Regions from separate parts of the Homo sapiens genome. Here region 2 is linked to region 1. The links are chromatin loops, found by intact Hi-C in ENCODE. Cell type or tissue: B cell. All regions are shown on one strand.

Region 1 (8,000 bases):
GTGTGGTCAGGCCCAGCTGGCGCGGGGCAGAGAGTGAACTGCTTGAGGAGGAGCATCGCCCCACCTCTGATGATGTGTTGGCCGGCAGGGAACGCAGAACGCTCTGGCACCTTCAACAGACTTGCCCCTTGGGGAGCTCTGGAGACAGCCACAGCAGCGCCCCTGGAGACCCCCGGCTGAAGGGACAGCAGCGAGAGGCCTCCCCACAAGGAGCCTGACAGCGGCTGGACTGAAGACTGTGAGGGAGCTGAGCCACAGTGCATCCAAGCTGCTCCAGGTAGTCCCAGAAACAAGTGGAGGTGGTGGGAGATGCCACGTGGCTGGGCTGAGATCCTGAGTCAGCAGGCAGGTGCAGGGAGACAGAAAATTAAAATGTGACTTTTATGTTGATGTAACCTTCTTTAGAGCCACAGGCTGGGGCTTAGGCACATTTGGTAATAGAAGACATCGCGCTTCCATCCACAAGCAAGGAAAATACACAAAAATACACAAAACTCTCAGGAATATCTTCTATTATTATCTCACACATGAAAAAAGATCTTCGGAGGTTTTAGAAAGTTATCTGAGAGTCCCTCTCCCTCTCCCGCTCCCTCTCCCCACGGTCTCCCTCTCCCTCTCTTTCCATGGTCTCCCTCTGATGCCGAGCCGAAGCTGGACTGTACTGCTGCCATCTCTGCTCACTGCAACCTCCCTGCCTGATTCTCCTGCCTCAGCCTGCCGAGTGCCTGCGATTGCAGGCGTGCGCCGCCACGCCTGACTGGTTTTCGTATTTTTTTTGGTGGAGACGGGGTTTCGCTGTGTTGGCCGGGCTGGTTTCCAGCTCCTAACCGCGAGTGATCTGCCAGCCTCGGCCTCCCGAGGTGCCGGGATTGCAGACGGAGTCTCGTTCACTCAGTGCTCAATGGTGCCCAGGCTGGAGTGCGGTGGCGTGATCTCGGCTCGCTACAACCTCCACCTCCCAGCCGCCTACCTTGGCCGCCCAAAGTGCCGAGATTGCAGCCTCTGCCCGGCCGCCACCCCGTCTGGGAAGTGAGGAGCGTCTCTGCCTGGCCGCCCATCGTCTGGGATGTGAGGAGCCCCTCTGCCCGGCTGCCCAGTCTGGAAAGTGAGGAGCGTCTCTGCCTGGCCACCATCTCATCTAGGAAGTGAGGAGCGTCTCTGCCCGGCCGCCCATCGTCTGAGATGTGCGGAGCGCCTCTGCCCCGCCGCCCCGTCTGGGATGTGAGGAGCGCCTCTTCCCAGCCGCGACCCCGTCTGGGAGGTGAGGAGCGTCTCTGCCCAGCCACCCCATCTGAGAAGTGAGGAGACCCTCCGCCCGGCAGCCACCCCGTCTGGCAAGTGAGGAGCGTCTCCGCCCGGCAGCCACCCCGTCCGGGAGGGAGGTGGGGGTCAGCCCCCTGCCCGGCCAGCCGCCCCGTCCGGGAGGGAGGTGGGGGGTCAGCCCCCCGCCCGGCCAGCCGCCCCGTCCGGAAGGTGAGGGGCGCCTCTGCCTGGCTGCCCCTACTGGGAAGTGAGGAGCCCCTCTGCCCGGCCACCACCCCGTCTGGGAGGTGTACTCAACAGCTCATTGAGAACGGGCCATGATGACAATGGCGGTTTTGTGGAATAGAAATGGGGGAAAGGTGGGGAAAAGATTGAAAAATCGGATGGTTGCCGTGTCTGTGTAGAAAGAGGTAGACATGGGAGACTTTTCATTTTGTTCTGTACTAAGAAAAATTCTTCTGCCTTGGGATCCTGTTGATCTGTGACCTTACCCCCAACCCTGTGCTCTCTGAAACATGTGCTGTGTCCACTCAGGGTTAAATGGATTAAGGGCGGGGCAAGATGTGCTTTGTTAAACAGATGCTTGAAGGCAGCATGCTCGTTAAGAGTCATCACCAATCCCTAATCTCAAGTACCCAGGGACACAAACACTGCGGAAGGCCGCAGGGTCCTCTGCCTAGGAAAATCAGAGACCTTTGTTCACTTGTTTGTCTGCTGACCTTCCCTCCACTATTGTCCTGTGACCCTGCCAAATCCCCCTCTGCGAGAAACACCCAAGAATGATCAATAAAAAAAATAAATAATTAAAAAAAAAAAAAGATCTTCAAGGTCAAGAGGAATCGAACATGAATAACAGACTGTTCTCATGGCTTCACTCCCTTCTGGCAGCATCCAGCTTCTCAAGGGCAGTGAAACACCCAGGAAGGCACTGGCTTGGGAAAACCATTCCTTCCTGAGAAGAAACAAAGAAGAAATACGATCACGCGTACTTTTGGGTAGATACTCAGTACTGCTATGAAAGGTCCTTTTTTCCGGAGTTATTTAAAAAAAAAACAAACAGATGCCTTTTAAGGGTTATTATGTTTCAAAATGTCAACTTGTTAGAGCTAAGGATCCTCCCTGTGTTCCAGAAAAACACGCTTCTCCCAAGAGAGGTGGCCTTGGCTTAATTCCATTCAGCAGTGAGGTTAATTTGGACAATTTGATGGATGAGTAGTTACTAAGCACCCACCGTACCCCGTGAGTCCAGGTTTGTGGGCAATGCTAGGATGAATCAGCCATGGCGCCTGTCCGTGAGAGGCTCTCCTCTAGCTGAAGAGAGAGTGACTTTAGTTCTGTGATGGCACAGACCTAGTACCATAGTGTCTGGATGACTCAGCTCCCGATGACGCTCGGCTTGAAGGGTCTGTTGAGGGAGGACCTCCAGATCACTTTGCATCTGGGAAATGGGTTAGTTACCCTATTTCCTCCCAGTGGGAAGAGGAGGGGCTGCACTCTGCCAGGTACCCTGGGCTTCATGTGGGAGCAACTGCTATCTCTTCCCCTGCTGACGACACAAAGGGCTGTGCTTCGCTTTGGACATGTCGCGCGCTCGTGTGTAACCAGCTGGCTGAGACCCACCATCGGGCCTGGAGGAAGAAAAGCGCAGGGTGCTGCAGGGGAGCAGTTGGCGTCTTTTCTCCACTCCACAGGCCAGGGTCGGAGGGCTCATGGTGGGTGATAGTGCAACCTGCCTCGGCATCTGAGGGATCGCACATGGGGCTCAGAGGCAATGCTCACTTCTCCTGGTTGTTGTTTTTTGTTTGTTTTGACACCCTTGCCTCATTTAAAACTTTTCAGGTGGGGCACGCTGGCTCATACCTGTAACCCCAGCACTTTGGGAGGACAAGGCTGGCAGATTGCTTGAGCTCAGGAGTTCGAGACCAGCCTGGGCAACATGGCAAAACCATATCCTACAAAAATACAAAAATTAGCTGTGGCACACTCCTGTGGTCCCAGCTACTCCCGGGAGGCGGAGGCTGCAGTAAGCCAAGATCACACCACTGTACTCCAGCCTGGGCGACAGGGAAACCCTGTCTCAGAACAACAACAACAAAACTTTTCAGCTCAGGCAGTTTTCTTTTCAACCCCTGCATTTTTTGTTTGTTTGTTTGTTTTTTGCGGAGGAAGGCAAGTATTGTTCCTGTACAAAACAGGCTGCCGGGTGCCGTATGGGAGCGCCGCCTCCAGGTGAGCCATCCTGGGTTCCAGTCCAGCCTCTATTCACTTCAGGTGGGTGTTTTACCTCTAAACCTCAGCATTGCCATCTGCACATAGAACCAGCCTTTCTGGTTTCCAGCTGAAAATAGGTTATGACTAGAAAAGTAAAGAATGTTGAATTGGGCCGGGCGCGGTGGCTCACGCCTGTAATCCCAGCACTTTGGGAGGCCAAGGCGGGCAGATCACCTTAGGTCAGAAGATCCAGACCATCCTAGCTAACACGGTGAAACCCCGTCTCTACTAAAAATACAAAAAATTAGCCGGGCCTGGTGGCGGGCGCCTGTGATCCCAGTTACTCAGGAGGCTGAGGCAGGAGAATGACGTGAACACGGGAGGTGGAGCTTGCAGTGAGCCGAGATCGCACCACCGCACTCCAGCCTGGGAGACAGAGCGAGACTCCGTCTCAAAAAAAAACAAAAAAAAATAGTGTAGAATTGCCTTTTGGAAGTACCCTCCCTTCCTTTTTACACAGACAGCCGGGGCTTGGTGAGGAAAGCTTGCCCAGGAACCCAAGGGAGCGAGAACAACAGACAAGCCAGGCAGCCCCGGCTACGATGGCTCTTACCGGGCACCTGAGCCTTCTTTAGACAGGGTCTCTATTTGCAGAGAATGAGCGGCCAATTACGAATGAATGTGCTTGCCTCTGCATGCATAGCCCCTCACAGTTTACACACACATTAGTCACTCTGCAGGCTGCACAGGCTTCTGTCGCTCCCAGATGTTCATCGCTCCTGGAAACGATTCGGTCTTTCCCAGCCCAGCGCCAGGCAGCTCCTCAGATCCCAAGGCACTTGGCTTCCCCTGGAGCACAGCGTTCTCTCCACGGGGATGGCTGGGCAGGAGAAAGGACTCTGAAGATGGGCCTGTCCCTGCCTCCAGCCCAGCTCTGCTTCCCCTCAGCAACCTTGGGCCTCCGTTGGGGCTGGGTGGGCTCAGCCTCCTCCTCTGCCTTAGAGCAGTGCCTTCCCACGTGGGGCGAGGTCCCCCCGGAGTTGTCATCTGTGATCAGGGCATTTTAAGCAGAAGCTGGAGCTCTCCCTTTGGTGGACTCTTGTCCGATGCTGGAGAAGGGCGACCTCTAGTGTTGGTTCATAGAAGCGGCATAGCGGCTTCTTCCTGCCTCTGAGCCCTGCTGGGACCTGTCTGCAGAGGAGAGGGTCCCGCAGCTAAACTGGCTGTGCCAGGAGAAAGGTGGGGAGGTCAGTACTGTCCTCGGCATGGGGAAAAGCATAGCAGGATGTGAGCAGGCAAACGCTGGGGTGGCATGCTCTGTGAGGGAGCCGACTGCATGGTGACTGACTTTCAGGGTCTCATCATCTTCATCAGCACCACCCCATTTTTTTGAGATGGACAATCACATTTGTTCCAGTCTTCAGTAAAGTGCCTTACAATTCCGGATTAAAGTCCCCCTGACCTTCCCTTCTAAACAGATTTGCCCAACCTAAGCCCCTCCTATAAAGAATTGAACAGCTGGTCGGGCGCGGTGGCTCAGGCCTGTAATCCCAGCACTTTGGGAGGCCAAGGCGGTGGATCATGAGGTCAGGCGTTCAAGACCAGCCTGGCCAACATGGTGAAATCCCATCTGTACTAAATATACAAAGATTAACTGGGTGTGGTAGCTCGCTCCTGTAGTCCCAGCTGCTCAGGAGGCTGAGGCACGAGAATCGCTTGAACCTGGGAGGCGGAGGCTGCAGTAAGCCGAGATCGTGCTATTGCACTCCAGCCTGGGAGAGAGAGTGAGGCTCTGAGCTGCGACTGGCCACAAGACACGATGTCCACAGTACTGAGGAGGCACAGGCTTTGGGAAATAAAGTGGGATAGGGCTGCATGATGGGAGAGGGCTCACCCATTCCCTTCCCACACCCACAAATACGTTCAGAACCTTTGTTGTTGTTTCCTGTGGCTTATCATCTATCTCTACTCTGTGTTATTCTGCTGAGTTTGATGAGACCCAGAACTGCTGCACCAACCAGGTCTAATCGACCGCTATTTGTATATAATTTTTGGCAAACCTGTTTCCAACTACAGGTAGGGTGCCTACCCATCTCGGTTTGCCTGGGACAGTCCTGGCTTATATCTATCACCTGGCACATTTATGAATAGTTTTCTCCCTCTGAAAAGACTCCCATTTCGATGATAAATTACACAATCCCCCTATTCACAGATAGTCTCCCTAAGAAAACTTAGGCATTAGGATTTAGAAGATATGGGAGATAATGCCAGGACTTTGAGATTTAAATGGTTATTATAATCTTGGCATAATTAGCTCCAAGCTTCCTGGCAGTTAAACAAAAGAAAAACATGAAGTGTTAGAAAGTTGATTCTGCCTTATAAAATGACGCATATTACATCTTCTGGAGGGACATATTTATCAGGCACTAACTTTCAGGAGGATTTTTTCATGTAAACTGTTATATAAGGAACACTAAGTAACATAAGGGACTAGGTCCTCCGTGGGGTTTTTGCAGAAGCTTTTATGTGGCCATCTTCTTTATCTTGATGCTCAAAAATGACTGTGCTTTTCCAATTCTCTTTCTCTGTGAAAAGTGGGGAGGCAATAAAAATGATTTCACAGGGATTAACTGAGCTCTTATGGCTCAAAGGCCAAATAAACGATAAACATCAAAACATTATCATTTTCATGCATACCATCTTGTCCAAACCTCTTCCTTTAGTGATAAGAAAGCCAAGGTTCAGAGAGGGAGGAGTGACATGGTTAATCAGTGGCAAAACTGACTGGCCTTAAGAGTCCTGTTTCATTCCGAATGCTAACACAACTTCAAATTGCTGTCACCAAGACACTGTTGAAATTCCGTCAGGCCACCAGTGTGGGGTGGGAAGAGGATACAGAAAAAAAATCCAGAAGCCTGAGTTTTGAACCATAGTGGGCATGGTGGCCCAGATGCAGAGGCTAGAAATTGTTTCCAGTCATCGTCATTAAAAAAAAGTTATTAACGCCAGGCATGGTGCCTCACGCCTGTAATCCCAGCACTTTGGGAGGCCGAGGCAGGCGGATCACCTGAGGTCAGGAGTTTGAGACCAGCGTGGCCAACATGGTGAAACCCCGTCTCTACTACAATTACAAAAAATTAGCTGGGTGTGGTGGCGGGCACCTGTAATCCCAGCTACTTGGGAGGCTGAGGCAGGAGAATCGCTTGAACCCGGGAGGCAGAAGTTGCAGTGAGCGAAGATTGTGCCACTGCACTCCAGCCTAGGCAACAAGAGTGCAACTCCTTCCCAAAAAATAAATAAATAAATAAAATAAATGTTATTAACATGTTTTAGCAAAATAAAATCTTGTGGTGTTTGCTTGGTTGAAAGAATAAGGTATATATATATTTGCAAGTTAAAAAAAGGCAAAGAAAAAAAGGAAAGAAAGAAAAGAAAAGAAGAGGCTGTTCCCAGTCTGGTTTCACGCAGCCTGAGGGCCTCGTTCCAGCAGTGGATTTTCCAGCATTATCGCACGACCTTCTTTTCTGCTTCTTCTCTCCTGGCCAGTGCGTCTCAAAGTGTGGTTCCCAGACCAGCAGCATCACCAGCACCCAGAAACTTTTTAGATATGCAAATTCTCAGGTCCCACTGCAGACCCACTGAATCAGAAACTGGGAGTGATTTTGTTGCACATGGAGGTTTGAGAACCCCTGTTCCAGGCTGTTCTTAGGGTCCTGCTTGGCTTCAGAGAGAAGAGAAGCAAACTCCTGGCACTTCTCCCTGTTGCGGCCCATCCCCTCACGCCAGCCCCTGCCCCTGCCCCTGCCCCTGCCAGGCTGTCCTTTCTAAACTCCTATTACCACTGCTTTTTTACCTGTGGCCATTTGCACCTGGACTTCATTAAAAAGTGAAGTAGCATGACTTTTGTTTAATGGTTTGCCTAGCCAATACCACTTCTGGATAATAAAAACTGCCTTTACCAAGCACTTCATATGTGGCAGGTTCAAAAGCACTTTACCATTGCAATCTGATGGCCCAATTTAGTTTTGTTTTAAAGAAAAAACAGCTATCTCTTCTGCCTCTGATGTCTGTCGCTGATTTCCAATTAGAATAAACTAAAAAAATCCCATTTCTTTTTTTTTTAAGGACAATTAGGTCTCTAGGAAGTCCAGAATGTAGAATTCTGTAGAAAATACTCAGATCAACTGCAATTTCCTTCTACAAAGAGGTTTTCACATTTCCAGATGGGTCTCAGCAGAAATAGTTTGTCTGAGCCCGATAGAATACTGATTCACTTTTCAAAGAATTTTGAAAAATTTTTACGAGTTTTACTTGCTCACCCTACCATTGCAACAGACCAGCGTTGTGGGCACAGAGTTGTCAATGGGGAAAAGAACCCTTGATTCTCCCCTGTGAGGGCTTTTCTTTGGCTAGATATAGACTCTAAAGGAAATGAATGGAATTCTGGCTGTGTGCCCCTCACACTGCCCTCTTCTGCTGCTGTCTTTCTTCCACGAGGGAACTTTCGGGACTACTCAAAGTGCTCT
Region 2 (8,000 bases), 250 kb before region 1:
TAATCTAATAATAACATTATAGCATTGGTGTGGTCCCTGCTTTACAACGTGCTCTACTGTATGTCACTGTGTACACAGTATTTCAGTGATTCTTCTACTGTGTGAGATAAAATATCATCATCATATTCATTTAGAGATGAGAAAATCGAGAAGAGAGGTTATGCGGCACGTGCAAGGTCTCCAAGTTCGTCAGCAGCATAACTGGTTTGGGCCTGCCTTCCGACTGCAAAGCCTGTGTTCTTTCCACAATGCTAGACCCTCATTTGAAACCATCTTTCAGCCTCCAAACCTTGCTTTGGGAGCTTCTTTTTTTTCACCCTCTTCAGTGATTTATTCACCATCTGTGATTTATTCACCATCTCTCTTATAGGTAATTCAGCAAATCCATTTTATTATAGTAATAGGGGATATAGCATCTACCATACTAGTATTAAGCATTAGGTATATCCATAATAATTCTGAGATAGTTAATATTTAATAGTTAAATATCACACACAGGAGGAACCTAACAGCATAAAATGGCTCAGTAGCTTTCTGAAAGTCAAGCGCACGGCAAGTGGCAAAGCTGGATTCAAATGCAGAGATTTCTGAATTTAGGCTCTTGTCACTGCAATACTGCCAACCCTTAGGACCTTTAGAAACCATCTGGTTTTTATGCCTTATTTTGCACCCTAGTCTAACTATTGCAATTTCCTTCTTCATTTTCCTCTTTCTAGTCTTTCTTCCTAACCAGTTCTAACGCAAGTCAATTAGTTTTTCAGAAGTCTCTCTCTTCTCATGTTTTTTCCTGCTTTGAAACTCAAGTGTTCTCTTTTACTTAATAGATCAAGATCCAACACTAATTTGACATTTAATCAAGACTCTCTACAAGTTGACTATCTCTTACTGGCTGTGTGACTTCTACGGAAGGCAAACTGAGTAAGTTAATTTATGCAAAACACATAGAACAGCACTTAAGATTCAGTGTTAACCATTATTACCGAGAGGCAGCATAGACTGTGCTCACAGAATAGGCTTCAGAGCCAACCTGCCTTGTTCTAATCACAGGATTTTAATCCTGCCACTTCCTGAGTATTTAATCTTAGTAAACTGTTATTCTCTCTGAGCGTGTTTCCTTGTTCATAAAAAGAAAAAATGGGCTCTTTCCCTAAGCAGCCTGAGGTAATCTGTGAAAAATGGTTCGCTATTCACTTGACCCGGAGAACCCCACGAAATCATGCAAATCAAGAGGTTCCAATCTTCGTGTTCACTTTAAGAACACTCGTGGAACTGCTCAGGCCACCAAGGGTATGCATATACGAAAAGCCACGAAGTATCTGAAAGATGTCACTTTACAGAAACAGCGTGTACCATTCCGACGTTACAATGATGGAGTTGGCAGGTGTGCGCAGGCCAAGCAGTGGGGCTGGACACAAGGTCGGTGGCCCAGAAAGAGTGCTGAATTTTTGCTGCACGTGCTTAAAAATGCAGAGAGTGATGCTGAACTTAAGGGTTCAGATGTAGATTCTCTGGTCATTGAGCATATCCAAGTGAACAAAGCACCTGAGATGTGCCGCCGGACCTACAGAGCTCATGGTCGGATTAACCCATACATGAGCTCTCCCTGCCACATTGAGATGATCCTTATGGAAAAGGAACAGATTGTTCCTAAACCAGAAGAGGAGGTTGCCCAGAAGAAAAAGATATCCCAGAAGAAACTGAAGAAACAAAAACTTACGGCACGGGAGTAAATTCAGCATTAAAATAAATGTAATTAAAAGGAAAAAAAAAAAAAAAAAGAAAAAATGGTACCTAAAGAGAGTTGGGAGAATTAAATGAGTAAATATATATAATGTACTTAAAATAGTGCCTACTACATAATAAGCATTCAATAAGTTTTAAGTACGATTATCATCATCTCAATAATTCATTTTTCCCATAAGTCTTCAATACAAACTCTCCAGGCCAGCTGGTGTTTCCTGCAAGTGCCATTATTTTAAATCTACAAATCACACAAGGCCATTCCCAGCTCCCATCCTGTTTAGATTTCCTCAGCCTAAAACGAACCCCCCTTTACACCATCATCCAGTCTTTTCTTCCTGGCTAAATCCTACCTACTCACTCTTCAGGGTCCCTATAATTTCTTTTTGAGGTCAATTCTGATGATACTTGTTCTCTAAGTCTTCTACTGTCTTGAATATAAAACTAGCACTTTCATTATAAGCTGCCTTATTTTCTGTTTTATTTGTGTTTATTTCCCTGATAAGGTCTAAGCTGTGCCTGGTGGGCAGGGCTTGTATTTTATGCATCTTTATATTCCTTGTACAACCAGCATTCCATAAAGGTCTATCAAGTCAAATGGACGAACCAAGTTAGGCTTTCAGAAGTCTAGGTTTGCCTCCTGATTAAGAAAACAAATGTACTATAAATGACCACATTGCTTAATCTTCCTAGACCTACAGCTTCCTCATCTGTGAAACCTGAACACCTCCAAATGACCTATTAAGAATAAACCAATAAAGTATTTCCGTTAGTTTCAAGAGAACTATATAAAAAAGTTTGTATGTAGTAACAAATCAAGCAGGGACTTAAGGGAAAGAGAAATGGTTAGACAAATTAGGAGATATAGTATGTATAGTATTAGATGACTTGTGTGAAAATACAATGACAGAGATAAAGGAGGACAAGAGAACATGGCCATTAGTACATTAACAATTCTTATGAGGGTTGAAAAGGCACAAAAAGAAGAAACATCTCAGGGCAGACAAGGTTTTGAGGGAGGGAGGTACCTTTGTGAACTTCTGCTTGTAGGAATATTAATTTTAGTATTTTTGCTATTGGTCAAAAGATTTGCCTACTTTTTTTTTTTTTTTTTTTTTTTTTGAGGTGGAGTCTCACTCTGTCAACCAGGCTGCATGAAGTGCAGTGGTACGATCTCAGCTCACTGCAACCTCCGTTTCCTAGGCTCAGACAATTCCTCCACTTCAGCCTCCTGGTTAGCTGGGATTACAGGCATGCACCACCACGCCCAGCTAATTTTTTTATTTTTACTTGAGACAGGGTTTTGCCATGTTGGCCAGGCTGGTCTCAAACTCCTGACCTCAGGTGATCCACCCACCTTGGCCTCTCAAAGTGCCGGGACTACAGGCGTGAGCCACCACACCCGGCCAGATTTGCCTGCATTTTTATAGAAAACAAGAGACAAGGGAACTTGTTGGATGAAGAGGAATCAGGTGAGAAAGAGAGTTAAACGTCATTGCCAAGGGTCTGGTACATTCAGAAAAAAAGAGTTTATCAGGTAAAACAGTAAAACAGACATACGCATCGTACTTAAAGGAGATGGTCTCTAGTTAAAGTATGAAATACAGGAAAGTCTTTAGTGGACAAGAAAAATTCATTTAATCATTCAACAAATACTTATTGACCATTACTATGAGCTAAGACCTGCTAAGGTCTAGGGACACAGCAGTAAGTAAAACAGACATGGTTCTTACCTTCATGGAGTTTACAGATAAATGAGAGACAGATATTAAGTAAACAAAATTACAAATAATTAATTATGAAGAAAAAATGACGATTTCAGAACAAAAAGATAAGCAATACAGGTAAAATAAAATGACAACATTTCAGGCACTACTATAGAGGCTGCAAAACGTTAAGAAATATTAATGGCGTTGTTAATTGGATGTGTGTGGAGAGCAGAAAGGAACAAATCAAAGTTCCTGCAAAGGATTAAGCCTGTGAGGCTAGCAAACTTTTGTTATTTACAAAAGCGAGGAAGCTGGAGAGAGGTCTGAGTAACAGTTTGCATCTGCACGGGCCTTTTATGGTTCACACAGCACTTTCACTTTCATCTTACTGATCTTTACTATGACACTAGAAATTGAGGAAATGGCAGCTGGATAGTAAAGTGACATGTCCAATGACAGATTTACCGTTAACAAGATAATCACTTGTTCTGTCCTCATGCAGATAGACACAAGTAAAAGAGACACTCTATTTAGTCAAGATTCCTTACAGAGAGAAAAATGGTCGACATTTTAATGGACAATAAAAACCAACGGGCCTGACCAAACAAATAAGCACTTAGCCAGTCAGCAGCTTGAACAGCATCATTCAAACGACTCACTTTGACAAAGTCCAGGACAGCATCTCTCTGGATCTGCTTGGTCCTTATTTTCTCCTCCTCATACTGCAGGGCAGCAAGCTGAGCCTCTCTCCGAGTGCGCTCTACTAACTGCTCCCTTCTCTGATGAAGTTCCAGGTCTGTGTGTGACAGCTGGAACCAAAGCGTTATTGTGCATACAAAAGTAAAAATGAGGATCACGTTACCAATATTCCCTATCAATTTAGGGAACTACTGTTGACCCATGCAACTTTTGCTTTGAAGTCACCTAGCATTGCTTGAAATGTGTTTATTGGCTAATCTTTTCCCGTCTTTGCACGGTTCTTATATGTATTAGGTTGGTGCACCAAACTAATACTATAAAGCCATCATGAAGGTAAAGATTTTCTATCTAGTGTCTAAAAACACTGTTAGCAAGTATCACGTACATATGTTATATTAATCGATTGAGACAGCTAGTAATGCTTAAATATACCTGGCAATTAATGGCAATTTAAGTATTATAAAAGAAAAAAAATCATCTTAGTTTAAAAAGCAAAAATAAACACAACTACTAAACATTACCTGATTGTGACTTGCTGATAGTGACAGGAGGGAAGATGGCTCAGCTGGAACCCTGACCCAAAAAAGAAAAAAGAAAGAAAAAAACTCTTTGATAAAAAGACAAACAGATACATAAAAAACAAATGAAATTTTTATTGTAAATGTAGCTTTCTATTAATCAGTAGCAAACTGCCTAGTTAGCATTGAAGGAGTAGCTGCATTTTGTAAACCTAAGTCCAAGTCATTAAGTGAAACCAGAGGAAAATCTGATGCCTCCAACTCACGTTTCATGTGGTATCAACTGTCTATGTCAGCCAATACCAACAATACAGTTAATTGAGATCACCTTGCAAACAGCATCATTTCTTTATAACACAAATAACTATTATCTTCGTTACCACCATGATTAAAACACGATACATGTAAACTGAGATCCTTTTACATACAGTCATTTTTATCAACTACAGAACCTCGTAACTGTACTTATAAAGCACACCTGCTCTTATTTTCAATCGATGAAGCAATTTTAACACAGAAATAAAGATTCTGGTTTTTTTATTTTTAAGAAAAATACAAAGCCCTTTTTAATGCTTAAAAAAACAAAAAAAAAGTAGTACTTCCTTCTCACTGCTATCAGTGTTAATTCTTATAGTTTACTATTTATCCTTTTCCTGAAACAGATTTCATTGCTCAAGTCTCTGTAACTCATCTTTGTGTCTGAAACTAAAACTGGCAAGATTAGTTACTGTCTGACGTTTAGGACGTGGCCTCCAAAACTATGATGATTAGCCTATCAGGCTGATCTACAGGCACTGAAATCAGTGTGCTAATTAGGGCAACCAAAAAAAACCCATCATCATGGCTCACTGCAGTCTTGACCTCCTGGGCTCCAGCCATCACGCCCAGCTGTCTTTGTTTTTTTTGTTTTTTTTTTTTTAATTTTTCTGTGGCAATGAGGGTCTTATTATGTTGCCCAGGCTGGTCTCAAACTCCTGCCCCTCAAGCCATCCTCCCACCTCAGCCTCCTAAAGTAATTGGATTACAGGCGTGTGAGCCACTGCGCCCAGCCGTTTTTTTTTTGTTTTTTTTTTTTTTTGTGGCCCAAGGTGGAGTGCAATGCCGTGATCATGGCTCACTGCAGATTCGACCTCCTGGCCTCAAGCGATAATATCGCCTCAGCCTTTCGAACAGCTGGCCTACAGGTGTGTGTCAACCAACCCAGGCTTATTTCTGCAGTTTTTGTAGAGACCGGGTTTTGCTAGGTTAACCCAGGTCGCTCTCAAACTCCTGAGCTTTCAAGTGATCCACCCACCGAGGCCTCCGAGTGCTGGGATTACGGGTGTGGGCCACCACGCCACGCCCTGATTACACATTTAGAGTAACAGGAATTAACTGCAACTTTCTCCCTAGATTACTAATTTCACTGTTAAAATTTCCCATAGCTTTTAGCGGCCATCTGTAGATGAACTGAAACAAAACATAGAAAGGACCAAATAAACCAACTCAAGTGTGTTTATGTGCCCTAACCTGAACACTAAACTTTAAAAATGCTTTTCAATTTTTGTTTTGTTTTGTTTTGAGACAGAGTCTTGCCCTGTCACCCAGGCTGGAGTGCAGTGGCACGATCTCGCTCACCACAACCTCCACCTCCCAGGTTCAAGAGATTCTTCTGCGTCAGCCTCCTGAGTAGCTGGGATTACAGGCATGCGCCACCACACTCGGCTAATTTTTGTATTTTTAGTAGAGACGGGGTTTCACCATGCTGGCCAGGCTGGTCTTGAACTCCTGACCTCAGGTGATCCACTCACCTCAGCCTCCCAAAGTGCTGGGATTACAGGTGTGAGCCACCATGCCCAGCCGCTTTTCAATTTTTTAATACACACTTTCTTTCTACTTTCTTAAGCACTTTCTAGTGCTTAAGAAATATTGCTTGAATGAATGACAGTAGCACCCTCCCCCGAAAAAGCATGGAATACTGAGACATAAAAAACAAAAATGCAGATAACATGTATGTATCTCCTTTAAATCTTCTTTCTACCTATGTTTCTTTCTTTCTTTCTTTTTTTTTTTTTTTTGACAGAGTCTCATCTCACTCTGTTGTCCAGGCTTGAATGCAGTGGTGCGATCTCAGCTGAGACCTCCACCTCCCAGAGTTAAGCAATCCTACCTCAGCTTCCCAAGCAGCTGGAACTACAGGTGTGCACCACCATGCCTGGCTAATTTTCATCTATTTTTGGTAGAGATGGGGTTTCGCCATGTTGCCCAGGCTGGTCTTGAACTCCTGGGCTCAAGCAAACCACCCACCTTAGCCTCTCAAAGTGCTGGGATTACAAGTACATAGATTCATTTACCCTCTTTTTACAATACTTCTCTAAAAAGCCAGTCAAACCCATTGTTTCCACTTTATCTCATTACTGTATTTTGCACCCAATCCAATCTGCGTCCCGTCCTTTCAGTTTCACTAAAACTTTCTTTCACCTCACAAGTCTGTCAATGATCTTGACATCCCCAAATCCAATAGCTATTTCTTAGTCCTCCCCTTATTAAACCTATCAGCAGGGCCGGGTGCAGTGGCTCCCGCCTGTAATCCCAGCACTTCTTTGGGAGGCCGAGGCGGGCGGATCACAAAGTCAGGAGATAAGAGGCCATCCTGGTCAACATGGTGAAACTCCGTCTCTACTAAAAAAATACGAAAAACTGGCCAGGTGTGGTGGTGCGCGCCTGTAGTCCCAGCTACTCAGAAGGCTGAGGCAGGGGAATCGCTTGAACCTGGGAGGTGGAGGTTGCAGTGAGTCAAGATCGCGCCACTGCACTCCAGCCTGGCGACAGAGTGAGGCTCCATCTGGGAAAAAAAAAAACAAAAAACCTATGAGCAGTAAGTGATGTTATTCATTCCTCTCTATACTTCTTCAAACACTGTTTTCAAGGCTAGGCACAGTGGCTCATGCTTTTAATCCCAGCATTTTGGGAGGCCAAGGCGGGAGGATCTTGAGTCCAGGAGATCAAGGCTGCTTATGAGCTATGATGACACCACTGCACTCCAGCCTGGGTGACAGAGACGTGTCTCAAAAAAACAAAAACAACAACCATTCTCATTTAGCCTCTAGGACACCACCCTCTTTCTCCTATCCCCATGACCACCCCACTCAGTTTGTTTTTCTGGTTGTTCAAGCCCTAATTCTTGCCACCTTACTCCAAACTCATAAATCTAACTGCTTACTTGATAATTCCACTTGGATGTCTTGTAGGTACCTGAAATAGAACATAACCACAGCAGAACTCTCATCTCACATCCCAGATTTGTCCTGCTTTACTCAGACTCCTGGGTGTTTCTTGAATACACCAAAAGCAT

The links. Hi-C counts contacts between places; a loop is a spot of excess contacts. Peaks named below come from ENCODE experiments on the same cell type or tissue, not always from the same donor. Only the 100,000 strongest peaks of a DNase experiment are listed, where the experiment ranks them.
Region 2: it touches region 1 in a loop (23-fold over the local background); 1 of 110 quality-filtered maps calls a loop at or near these places.

Annotation. Positions count from the first base shown.
Region 1 is chr3:197,595,806-197,603,805 of GRCh38, reverse strand. No RefSeq gene overlaps it. Among named protein-coding and RNA genes, the nearest start is that of BDH1, 44 kb to the right of the region's middle. In B cell, CTCF peaks have their summits at 4,376 and 4,577 (motif pointing left); a DNase peak (open chromatin) is centred at 4,595.
Region 2 is chr3:197,844,130-197,852,129 of GRCh38, reverse strand. It overlaps LRCH3 (leucine rich repeats and calponin homology domain containing 3), which reads right to left. Exons shown (of 21, transcript NM_001365715.1): 11 at 4,670-4,721; 12 at 4,109-4,258. It overlaps LOC105374310 (a long non-coding RNA gene), which reads left to right. Exons shown (of 3, transcript XR_001741090.2): 1 at 1-918. It also overlaps the pseudogene RPL17P18. Among named protein-coding and RNA genes, the nearest start is that of LRCH3, 57 kb to the right of the region's middle. RefSeq lists an enhancer at 3,868-3,927. In B cell, no CTCF peak of the experiment used is centred here; a DNase peak (open chromatin) is centred at 3,849; H3K4me3 peaks cover 670 bases; H3K27ac peaks cover 3,353 bases.